Regions from separate parts of the Homo sapiens genome. Here regions 2, 3 and 4 are each linked to region 1. The links are chromatin contacts, found by Hi-C or POLR2A ChIA-PET in ENCODE. All regions are on one chromosome and are shown on one strand. Each heading gives the region's core, a stretch centred on a gene start or an enhancer-like site at or near the end of the contact. The rest is flanking DNA. Distances are from core to core; before and after follow the strand shown. Region 1 holds the start of SUGP1 (SURP and G-patch domain containing 1). Region 2 overlaps PBX4 (PBX homeobox 4). Region 3 holds the start of GMIP (GEM interacting protein). Region 4 holds the start of UPF1 (UPF1 RNA helicase and ATPase).

The links. A loop is a pair of places that touch in the nucleus more often than their neighbours do. ChIA-PET counts read pairs that join two places held with the same protein, here RNA polymerase II (POLR2A). Pooled maps may share reads with other maps.
Region 2: a loop to region 1 is called in a pooled map, with 3 times the contacts of the local background. The contact joins the enhancer-like site here to the promoter of SUGP1 in region 1. A Hi-C loop is called at or near these places in 8 of 50 pooled maps.
Region 3: a map of CD8-positive, alpha-beta T cell shows a loop between it and region 1 (3-fold over the local background). The contact joins the promoter of GMIP here to the promoter of SUGP1 in region 1. A Hi-C loop is called at or near these places in 1 of 168 maps with a recorded cell type or tissue (CD8-positive, alpha-beta T cell) and 6 of 50 pooled maps.
Region 4: a map with no recorded cell type shows a loop between it and region 1 (21-fold over the local background). The contact joins the promoter of UPF1 here to the promoter of SUGP1 in region 1. A Hi-C loop is called at or near these places in 1 of 37 single-sample maps with no recorded cell type and 10 of 50 pooled maps. POLR2A ChIA-PET finds 5 or more read pairs at or near these places in 1 of 52 experiments (activated B cell).

Annotation. Positions count from the first base shown.
Region 1 is chr19:19,319,059-19,321,758 of GRCh38, reverse strand. SUGP1 (SURP and G-patch domain containing 1) reads left to right here and starts at 1,250. Exons shown (of 14, transcript NM_172231.4): 1 at 1,250-1,296. The coding sequence starts at 1,263. MAU2 (MAU2 sister chromatid cohesion factor) reads right to left here and starts at 930. Exons shown (of 19, transcript NM_015329.4): 1 at 624-930. The coding sequence starts at 899. RefSeq lists a silencer at 550-771 and enhancers at 143-1,114, 823-1,312, 1,333-1,382.
Region 2 is chr19:19,589,893-19,592,592 of GRCh38, reverse strand. All of the region lies in intron 2 of PBX4 (PBX homeobox 4), which reads left to right. Among named protein-coding and RNA genes, the nearest start is that of PBX4, 27 kb to the left of the region's middle. RefSeq lists enhancers at 1,091-1,140, 1,301-1,460. Within about 2 kb of position 1,337, at least 16 of the 41 ENCODE cell types and tissues checked have a DNase peak (open chromatin) inside an H3K27ac peak, as active enhancers do.
Region 3 is chr19:19,642,273-19,644,972 of GRCh38, reverse strand. It overlaps GMIP (GEM interacting protein), which reads left to right and starts at 1,316. Exons shown (of 21, transcript NM_016573.4): 1 at 1,316-1,462; 2 at 2,354-2,438. The coding sequence starts at 1,444. RefSeq lists a silencer at 1,223-1,472 and enhancers at 2,103-2,262, 1,484-2,439.
Region 4 is chr19:18,830,625-18,833,324 of GRCh38, reverse strand. UPF1 (UPF1 RNA helicase and ATPase) reads right to left here and starts at 1,366. Exons shown (of 24, transcript NM_002911.4): 1 at 885-1,366. The coding sequence starts at 1,115. RefSeq lists silencers at 753-832, 843-932, 1,083-1,182, 1,303-1,562.

The DNA.
Region 1 (2,700 bases), core at 1-2,500:
AAATGACCAACTCCAGACTCCGGGTCTCAGCTTCCCTCGTACGACACCAGGCATTATTGATGGGGGCACAAGACCCTCCAAAAACCACGATTACCAAACTTCTGTGTCCAAGGAGAATCATGCCCTTCCAGGTTCCTGAGAGACCAGACTTCAGATTCCCGGGAGAATGCCAGGGGTCTCGCCTTCGCCAACCCCTACCCCAAGTCACTTTAGGTGGAAGCGTTTGGGGCTGATGCTCCGGAAGCTGAACCAGGAGGAGCTAATAGCTTCAGGACCCTGTGATGTCCCCATCGCCACCAACAGGTGGGATCCTCCTGAAAACCAGACGATTTGCGGATCCTGTTGCTCCCAATAACAGGCAACTTTCAGAGTACGGTGACGGGGCTCCTGGAGCCCTGTCACCAGAAACGGGAAATAAGGCGTGGGGGGCGAGGCTTTCGTGTCCCTTGAGAGGCTGGTGGCTTTGGGGTCCGGCAGAGGCGGGTGGGGGTCCTGCGGCTTTGACGGAGGTCGCGCCCCCAGGTCGCCGAGGAGCGGCCCCCCACCCGCCGCGGTCGCGACCCGTCAGCCCAGATCTTGCAAGGAGCCCGCGACTCCTCCCTCGCGGCCCGGCCCGCGCTCACCGCCTTCTCCAGGTGGCTGCGCGCCTGCTCGCTGTTCTTGGTGTGGTGATAGAGAACGGAGCCCAGCTGCAGGTGTGTACGGGCCTCGATGCGCTGCGGCGGCTTGAAGGGGAACACGGCCTGCAGGCAGTGCACGCACAGGCGGATTTTGGGCGGGCTGGAAGTGCGGAAGTGCTCAGCGAAGCCCAGAAGCGCCAGGTACCACGAGTCGGCCGCCTCGGCCTGCGCAGCCTGGGCCGCCGCCGCCTGGGCCGCTGCCGCCGCCTGAGCCGCCATTTTGGCCTCCACAACAACAAGCCGCCGCCACAGGGAGGCGGAAGCAGGCGCGCGAGACGGGGCCGGGCTCTCCTCGCGGCTTCCGCGAGATCTGCCGCCCAAAGCATCCTGGAACATGTAGTTTGTATTTGGGATGACTGCCGCTCCGGGAAGGTGTAAAAGGGCGACGCCGTTTGGTTATCGTGACTGGGACTTAGGCATCGCTGATAGGCTGAGGCTTCCGTTTCTGGAGGTTAAAAAAAAAAAAACCCAGTCGTTCACGCAGTAATAGGGCGAGTCTGACCGAGGCGGACTACATCTCCCATCAGGCGATGCACACTATAACAGGGCCCCTTAAGGGGCGCCGGAGCATTGTGGGATTGGATGAGTCTCAAGATGGACAACCGGGATGTTGCAGGTAACAGCCCCCGCCTCCTCTCAGGCGGCCGCCTGGGTCCCTGGGGCTAGGTGTCTCCCCTGACTCCTCGGGTCCGTCCTGCTGCGACCCGTGGATCCCTCGCTTCAGCCCCGGGGCAGCCCACAGCGTCGGCTTCTGCACCTCTTGGTTTCTCGAGACCCCAGACCCAGGTTGCTGGCCGCCCCCGCTTGGTTTGCTGAGGACGCACGGATCTCCGTAGAGGCCGCCACCCGGCTCGGCCCTGCGTCCCGTTTCCGAAACAACCGCCTTCAGGGCTGCTCCAACCTCCGTTCCCCAATACGGCGACAACCTTGGGCTGTCCCTGCACCCCTCTTTTCGTCGCAGCTGGCCTCTGGCCTGTGTCCCGCTTTCTGGAAAAGCTGCTTTTCCGAAGTGCTTTGAGGCTCCCTTGACACACTTTCCCGCGTCTTTTGACCCTCACTTTGCTGCAAGCCTTGGCCTTTCTGCTTCCCCAGAATAGAATGCATTTACCCATCAGCAGATACTTAGGGCGTGCTCACTGTGTGCCAAGCAGTGTGCTGGGCGCTACGCATGCAGCGGTGACCGAAACAGGGCCCTGCCTTCCTGGAGGTTGCTTTCTACTGGGGTGTCAGTGCATTAATGAGAAAATATTTACAAAAACTTACGTATGATGTGAGGTTACGTATGATATGATCAGAGTGGAGGCTTCTGATATTGGGTAGTCAGGAAAGACCTTTTCTTTCTTTCTTTCTTTTTTTTTTTTTTTTTTTTTTTGAGACAGGGTCTCACTTTGTCGCCCAGGCTGTAGTGCAGTGGCTCACTGTGGCTCCCTGGGTTCAGGTGATCCTCCCACCTCAGCCTCCCTAGTAGCTGAGACCACAGATGCGCGCCACCACACAGCGAATTTGTGTGTTTTTTGTGTTGCCACGTTTCCCATGCAGGTCTGGAATTCCTAGGCTCAAGCGATCCTCCCATCTCAGCCTCTTAAAGTGCTGGGGTTACGTAAAGGTGTGAGCCACCACACCTGGCCCAGGGAAAGGCCTTTTCAAGCAGAGGACATTTGAGTTAAGACAATGAATGCCAGCTATGGGAATCCCTGGAGGGTGGAGCCTTCCACACAGAGGGGGGCCAGTAAATGCAGAGGCCCTGGTAGGATGGGCTTGTCCTTTTGAAGAATGTCAAGGATGAAGCAGAAGGGAGGGGAACCATCTGGCGGGGCCTTGAAAATGGCCTTTTAGAATTCTTTTTTTCTTTTTGTTGAAGCGGAGTTTCGCTCTGTCGCCCAGGCTGGAGTGCAGTGGCACGATGTCGGCTGACTGCAACCTCTACCTCCCGGGTTCAAGCCATTCTTCTGCCTCAGCCTCCTGAGTAGCTGGGATTACAGGCGCCGGCCACCGCACCTGGCCAGTGTTTTTGTGTATT
Region 2 (2,700 bases), core at 88-2,587, 270 kb before region 1:
AAAAGAACGTGGTCCTCCATGTAAACCTGGCATCACCGGATGCACTGCCAGCAGTCCCTGGTGAACCCCAGGAATGGCCTGTCGGAGGTATGCAGGCAGGTCCCTCAAAGCTTGTCTCCTGGGGTCAGCTTCACCACACCACAGTGTCTGGGTGTTCCTGCCCTGCGGTGGTCTCTGAAGGCCAAGGACACCCTCAGCGTATGCATTTCCTCCCAAACCCTCCTTCCCAGAAACAGCTGTCCTCCTCGGTGTCTAGAGGAGCTGTTCTGAGAACAAAATAAACCCTGATTAGTTGCAGAGCTTTGAATTTAGCTGGGAGAACCAGATACGGGCCACAGTCCCTTTGCTGAGACCCTGGGACTAGGTATGTTGCAGAATTCGAAAGCGTTGGATTTAAGATGTGTCACGTTGGCCAGGTACAGTGGCTCACGCCTATAATCCCAGCACTTTGGGAGGCTGAGGCAGACGGATCACCTGAGGTCAGGAGTTCGAGACCAGCCTGGCCAATATGGTGAACCACCCCCCCACCTCCCTCACCCACCCATCTCTACTAAAAATACAAAAACTAGCTGGGCATGGTGGCGGGTGCCTATAATCCTAGCTACACGGGAGGCTGAGGCAGAAGAATCACTTGAACCTGGGATGTGAGGTTTGCAGTGAGCTGAGATCACACCACTGCACCCCAGCTTGGGCGACAAAGTGAGACTCTGCCTCTAAAAAAATATAAAAATAAAAAATAAGGTTTGTCACATTGATGTTCCCAGTGAGGACTGAGGCGTGGCCTGAATTCACACAGTGGTGTTTGGCACCAGAGCAGGGACAGCCTGGCACGTTGGAATGTGTCAGGCTTTACCTCCACATGAGCATGAGTGACAGCTTGTGTGAAAAGCTTCGGATCTCAGATCTCGAGTGGGTAGGCAGCTCCGAGGCGGTGTGCTGAGCCCCAGAGGCCCCTTGCAGACCCACTCGGCCATCCCATCCTGGGCCGTTCTTGAGAAGGGGCCTGCTTTGCCTTCTCCACCCTGTGACTGTGTCTCTGGGGAACAAGAAGTTTCTCAGCCAGGGCTGTTGTGCTGCAGGAACCCTTGCTGTGCTGTAGGAACGCACAGAGCCCCATTCAGAGGAGTAAATGTAAATAATGCATAACATCAGGGAATGCCTTTTTGTCTTCCTGACTAATGATTGGCCTTGCTAGTAGTTGGCAGGCATAAGCCATTCTCATTCTTTCCCTTCCTCGTCAGCTGGTCGGATCTGTTGCAATTACAGAATCGGGTTCTGTAAATTCAGCCAGGAAGCTGGGGTGTCATGGTGCTCATGGGGCTTTCCTGGGTCCTAGCAGTCACCCTGAGGCCTATGAGTCACCTCTCTGGAACTGAGATCCTTTTTCTAATTAGCTGTACCCTGGGGCTGAGTCCCATGTACATTTCTTTAGGGTTCTTGTGGGAGTAGACCCCGGCAGCTGGGGGACTTATTCTCCAGGTTGATTGGAGTATCCTTTCCTCCCCTCAGTCTCAGGGTAACTCACAAATTGAGCCCCTGAGTCTCATCAGCTGGGTGGCTCCAGATACTCAACGCAGGGCTGTTTACATTTGAATTAATTAAAACCAAATGCAATTAACCAGTGCATTCCTCAGCCACACCAGCCACATTTCAAGTCTCAGCAGCCACACAGGGCTGGTGCCTCCTATAATAGAAAGGTCTAGAACATCCTATCATTGCCAAAGTGTCTGTTGGACAGAGAAGTGGATCATTGTATATAAATATACAGATTAAGGAATCTGAAAACAACCTGATGTCCATGATAACTAGAAAAACAAAATGTGTGTCCAGGCGCCATGGCTCACACCTGTAATTCCAGCACTTTGGGAGGCCAAGGTGGGGGGATCATTTGAGGTCAGGGGTTCGAGACCAGCCTGGCCAACATGGTGAAACCCCGTCTCTACTAAAAATATAAAAATTAGCTGGGCGTGGTGGCATATGCCTGTAATCCCAGCTAATCGGGAGGCTGAGGCGCGAGAATCACTTGCACCTGGGAGGCGGAGGTTGCAGTGAGCGGAGATCACGCCACTGTACTCCAGCCTAGGTGACAGAGCAAGACTCTCTCTCAAAAAAAAAAAAAAAAGAAAGAAAACAAAACAAAACGTGGTCCATCCATGCAATGGAGTATTATTCAGCCATAAAGAGGAATGAAGTATTGGCACAGGCTGCAACATGGGTGCACCTTGAAAACATGATGCTGGGTAGGAGAAGCCAGATGTGAAGTGTCACATCACATGCTGTGTGATTCCATCAATATGAAGAGTCCAGATCAGGCAAATCCATAGAGACAGGAAGACTCGTGGTTGTCCCGGGGCTAGGGAGGGGGCGTAAAGAGTGACTGCTCATAGAGACGGGGTATCTTTAGGGAGGATGAGAATGTTAGCTAGTGGTGGTGGTCGCACAACCTTGGAAATAAACTAAAAACCACTGAAGTATTCACTTTAAGCAGATGAATTATATGGCATGTGAATTATATCTCAATAAAGCTTACCTCAAGGATTGAGGGTCTTTGGTAGGGGCCGTATCTAAAACAGTGTGCCTGTAGCTTAAGGCCTTAGTGCACATACACATTCTTATGAATTAGCACTTCTTTGCTGCCTCTTAGGGCTTAACCACTGACGGAAACTGTCTTGTGTGCTTGCACTTTTCTGGTTTGTCTTC
Region 3 (2,700 bases), core at 67-2,566, 320 kb before region 1:
CAACTCAGGTGCTGAGAGAAGCCTTAGGATGTGTGATATTTTTTTCTTTCCCATAATACATAACAGCATGCCTTTCTCTCGGGTGGTGTCTGAGACTTGAGGAATATGATCTGCATCATTACAAGTATTGACTCTGTCCGGTGGCTCAAGCCTGTAATCCCAGCACTTTGGGAGGCCAAGGCGGGCCCATCACAAGGTCAGGAGATCGAGACCATCCTGGCTAACACAGTGAAACCCCATCTCTACTAAAAATACAAAAAATTAGCCAGGCATGGTGGCGAGTGCCTGTAGTCCCAGTTACTCGGGAGGCTGAGGCAGGAGAATGGCGTGAACCCAGGAGGTGGAGCTTGCAGTGAGCCGAGATAACGCCACTGCACTCCAGCCTGGGCAACAGAGCGAGACTCCAACTCAAAAGAAAAACAAACAAGTACTGACTCTGTCATGCTCTTTGGGGGCCTGCGCTGCTCTACCATCTCATGTCACAGTCAGGGAGCTCTGGCTGAGCATCAGCCAGGATGTGACCTGGAAACCTGGCTTGGCTCTTAGGTTGATAGTGTTATTCCTTTCAATGGACTCACTCATCACAACTCAAGAACTGCAGAGTAGGCAGCACGGAGCCAGTCAGAGAATCCTTGCCTCCTTAACAGCCAAAGCCTTTGGACACAAAGTTATAAACATACTTTAAAGTCTATTTCCAGCCCCAAAATTCCACTGTGCTGGGGGTGGGAGCATTTTTATAACAGGCGGCTTGTGGCAACCCCAGAGCTGGTGCTTTTGGACAAACCTCCACTCCCTACCTAAAAGGGCTGCTCCCTGGTGTGCTGTAATTGGGGCCTTGAGCCTGATCCAGCTTTGAGGGTCACGGAAGGGGCGTCCCCCAGGCCAGGGGTTCTCCAGCCCGAGTATTAGAATTTTGGTTGGAATCGGACAGAATATCAGGCCTCCACCAGGGGGCGCCATGGCTCCAGCGAGGCCCAGGTGGTTTCAGGGCTCCGAGAGACAACCTGGGCAAGGGGATCACCAGGGTCGCGGGTTGTGGGAGCTCCTGGGAGAGGCCCCCCGGGACAGGTGGACTCTGCAACCATTCAGGGAGGAGGGGGCTGGGGCTCCGTGGGATTTGGGGTAGCACAAAGATCTGAGAGGGAACCTATGGCCCAGATGAAGTCTTAGGATGCCCAGGTCAGGGGCACTGCAGCCTCGAGTGGTCGCTCAGGGGGCCCTGGCCCGACCCAGTTTCAAGCGGCTCAGGTAGAGAAGGGCACTATCAAGGCTTCCGGGCTACGGGGGCGTGGTCTGATGCGGGGGCGTGGCCTCCGCTGGGCAGGGCGACGCGGAACCGAGGCGGCGGCGGCGGCTGCGGCGGCAGGAAATCGGGGCTCGGCCCCGCCGGCGCGCGACCCCATCCCCATCCCGGTCCCTGCAGAGCGATCCCCGGGCCCAGATATGGACGCAGCAGAGCCGGGTAGGGGGTCGGGGATCCGGGAGGGGCCTCCCCCGACCATCCCCTGCTTCCTACATTGAGGGCACACACTTGTCCCGCTCCGTCCTGAGAGCCAGGAGAGGAGTTCCTGAATGGGAAGGACCCAGGGATCCTCCATTGTGGGGAGCCCTGTGCCCGGATGGGTTCAGGACCCCAGCCCTTCACTCCCCCTCCCCCTTTTGATCCCTCACCCCAGACGCCTGGGGGAGGGGGCCCAGGAAGGGGAAGTGACTGCTTCTGCTTCTGATTTTTGTGATGGGGGCAGGGTGCCACGACTGCTGAGGGAGAGGGCAACGCGGTAGGATCCCCACAGGGCCCCTCTGTAGCCCTGGGGAGTCGGCAGTGCTGGTCTAGGCCCCTTAGGAGAGGGGGCAGGGGGGCAGCAGTAGAAATGTGGCGGGGTCCGACTTGGTGTTTCCGGCCGTCTTTGTGTCTGTGTTGTGTATGTGGAGTGTCATTCGGTCTTTATGTCCCTCACGGCTTCAGTCTCTCCATGTGTGTTTCTGCCCCAGGCTCTGCCTGGCTGTCCCTTGTGTATTTCCATCTGTCTAGCCCGTGGTTCCATTGTCAGACCGGCTTTCTTCTCGGGACAGCCTGGTTGCATCTGGGGCATCTGTTTTGTTGGTTTGCTTCTGGGTGCAGGCAGACCCAGGGAGTGGGTGTCTCTGTTCCCCGAGCAGCTGTCTCTGGTCTCTGGTGGTGTGTGAGTCCATCTGCCTGCCTCGAGTTGGCCCCAACCAAGCCCCCCCCAGCCCTCTCTTTCTCTCTCTCACTCTTCCCTTTCTCTTCCACCCCCTCCAAATGAGACTGGTTGAGGTGCCGTGGGTGGAGGGAGGCAGTGGTTAGCCCATGTATTACACTCCCCTCCCCTAGGACTCCCCCCAGGTCCTGAGGGCAGGAAGAGGTACAGTGACATCTTCCGGAGCCTGGACAACCTCGAAATCTCACTGGGGAACGTGTGAGTCTGAGCCTGGATCACCCCCAAATCCTGCCAAGATGCCCCAAGCCCCTAACCATTTAGGTGCCTTGCAGTCCCATTTGGAACCTGTAACATCTGGACCTACATACCTAATAACCAGAGAAGTCTAGGATGGGACCCTCCAAAATGCCTCGGTATCCTAAAAGTGTCCCCCTAAATAGACTGGAAATCCCCAAAGTGGTCCTAGAACCCCTACATATCCTTGTAACCCCTTAAAATATTTGCGATCCCTATAATCCCA
Region 4 (2,700 bases), core at 117-2,616, 490 kb after region 1:
GGTTTCAGCAACAGGCGATGCAAGAAAAAACAAAATACAACCTGCTTCCTGAATGATCTTAATAGCCAGCCAATATGTGCTCCTCCATGGGAGGCAAAAATTCTTCTCTGCCTCAACCTTCCGCTGGCCAGCGCCCCTATGCATGGGGAAAGTCGAACCTACGCTCCGTGACTGTGAAAGGTGGGGTGCCCAGATGGCTGCGACCACAGATGGGAGGTGGGACAGGCGGCCAGACCCACCAATGGGGAGACCGGGCAGGACCCCCGGACCAGGCCAGAGACAGGATTAGGGCAGGTCACCCTGGATACTCCCGGAAAGGGACTGAGGGAAGTCACTCAAGCTCCGGCCTGAGCAAGACCCGGCCCAGGTCGTAGGAGAACTCGAGGCAGAATACCGAGACCTGCGAAAGAGGGACCAGGGCAGGTCACCCTAGCCCGGATGGAATGGAAGAACTCAGATAAGTCAGGGGGCAGGTTACTCCAGGCCAGACTGATTGTGGGACACAAGGCAGGTCAGCCCGGGCCCAGGAGGGGGAGCAAACCCAGCTGGCGTAAAGGAACAGGGTCAGGTTAGCTCGGTCCCGAACGAAGTGGAGGACTCGAGGCAAGTCTGCCCGGCCCAGGAGTTGGGGGCCGAAGGAACTCAGCCAGGTCGCGGCCGGAGCGGGGGACCCGGGGCAGATCAGGCCAGGCCCGGGCAGATTGCAGGACCTGGGGCAGGTAAGCTCAGGCCGAGCCAGAGTAGGGGACCCGGGGCAGATCGCCCCAGGCCCGGCCGCGATGGGGGACTCCGGCCAAACACAGGCCGGGCCCGAGGCGAGTTCGGGGCAGGTCTCAGGCGCCGAGGCCGGGCCCGGGCTTCCGGCACCGCCATGTGCCGCTCACCTGCGCGTCGAGCTGTCCCGCCGCAGCGCCCGCGCCCGCGCCGCCCGGGCCTCCCGCGCCGCCACCGCCCGGGCCGCCGGGGCCGCCGGGGGGCGTCTGCGTCTGGCTAGGAAGAGTAAAGTCGGTGAACTCGAACTCGGAGCCCTGTGTGTCGGCGCCAAGCAGCTCGGCCTCCTCCGTGTCCAGGAAAGTGAGAGTCTGCGAGCTGGGCCCGTACGCCTCCACGCTCATGGTGCCTCCGGGTAGGGCCCTCGGGCCGGTTCCGCGCTGCACTCGAGCCCGCCGCCGCGCTGAGGCCTAGGCCGCAGGCCTCGGGTCGCTGCCGCTGTCGCCCCCGCGCGCCCGGAAAGGACCAAACCGCGCGCCCCGGCGCCAGCCGGACCGAGAGGTAACAGTGCCGAGCCGCCGCCGCTGCCGCCGAGCCCCTCCGCGCCTCAGCTCCCCTCGAAGCCGCCAGCCGCTCGCAGCCTAGAGCAGGAACTGCCGCCACCGCCGCCGTCGCCGTGCGCGTGCGCGAGCCCGACGCCGGCGGAAGCGCGCGCGCTCTTCGCGGGCGCCTGGTGCCCAGCAGGAAGACGGGACGCGCACCGCGCACGCGCAGGGGGTGGGGCTTTCAACCGCCGCTGCGGCGGCAGCTCGAGGACTTGGTCCCGCCCCAACTGCTAATTGGGGACGCCCGGGCGGCTGGCGGTGTGGACTTGGTGGTCTGCACCTGTGGTCGCTGCGACGGTGTTTCGGTTTAATTGAGCGCTAGCCGAATACCCTACATAGGTGGTCTCGGAACGCCCAACTGGAGAGACTGGGCAGGGACGGTGCGCTCCCACTCCTGGCAAAAGCTGCTTGGAACTCAGTTTCCCCATCTGTAAAATGGAGGGTGCCTCGCACATAGTAGATGCTCCCTGTGCATTGGTTTAAAAAGGGAGTGGGGCTCGGCGCGGTGGTCACACCTGTAATCCCAACACTCAGAGGCTGAGGCGGGAGAACTGCTTGAACTCAGGAGTTCGAGACCAGCCTGGGAGACAGAGTGAGACTCCATCTCTACAAAAAATATAAAAATTAGGCCGAGCGCGGTGGCTCACGCCTGTAATCCCAGCACTTTGGGAGGCCGAGGCGGGTGGATCATGACGTCAGGAGATCGAGACCATCCTGGCTAACATGGTGAAACCCCGTCTCCACTAAAAATACAAAAAATTAGCCAGGCGTGGTGGCACGAGCCTGTAGTCCCAGCTACTCAGGAGGCTGAGGCAGGAGAATCGCTTGAACCCAGGAGGCGGAGGTTGCAGTGAGCCAAGATTGTGCCACTGCACACCAGCCTGGGCAACAGAGTGAGACTCTGTCTCAAAAAAAAAAAAAAAAATTAGCTAAGCGTGGTGGTTCGCACCTGTAGTCCCAGCTACTAGGGAGGCTGAGGTGGGAGGATCGCTTGACCCTGGGAAGTTGAGGCTGCAGTAAGCCGAGATTGCACCACTGCACTCCAGCCTGGGTGACAGAGCGAGACCCTGTCTCAAAAATAAGTAAAAATAAATGAATGGGGATAGTCTTACGTACTGGGCCTGGCACTTGGAAATGATGGTTGCTGCTGTTCCTGATGCCTCTGCCACTGTTATTATACCATTACTATTTTTGCTATGATTATTATTTAGTGGACGTATACAGCAAAACAACTGGAAGCACATGGTCTGTGGTGGACTCTAGACCTGACCACTTACCAGCTGTGTGAAATTATACAAGTGACTTAACCTCTCTGAGCCTAGGGTTTCTGTTGCCATTAAGGTGGCATAGGAAGCCTGGGCAAGGTGGCTCTTTCCTGAAATCC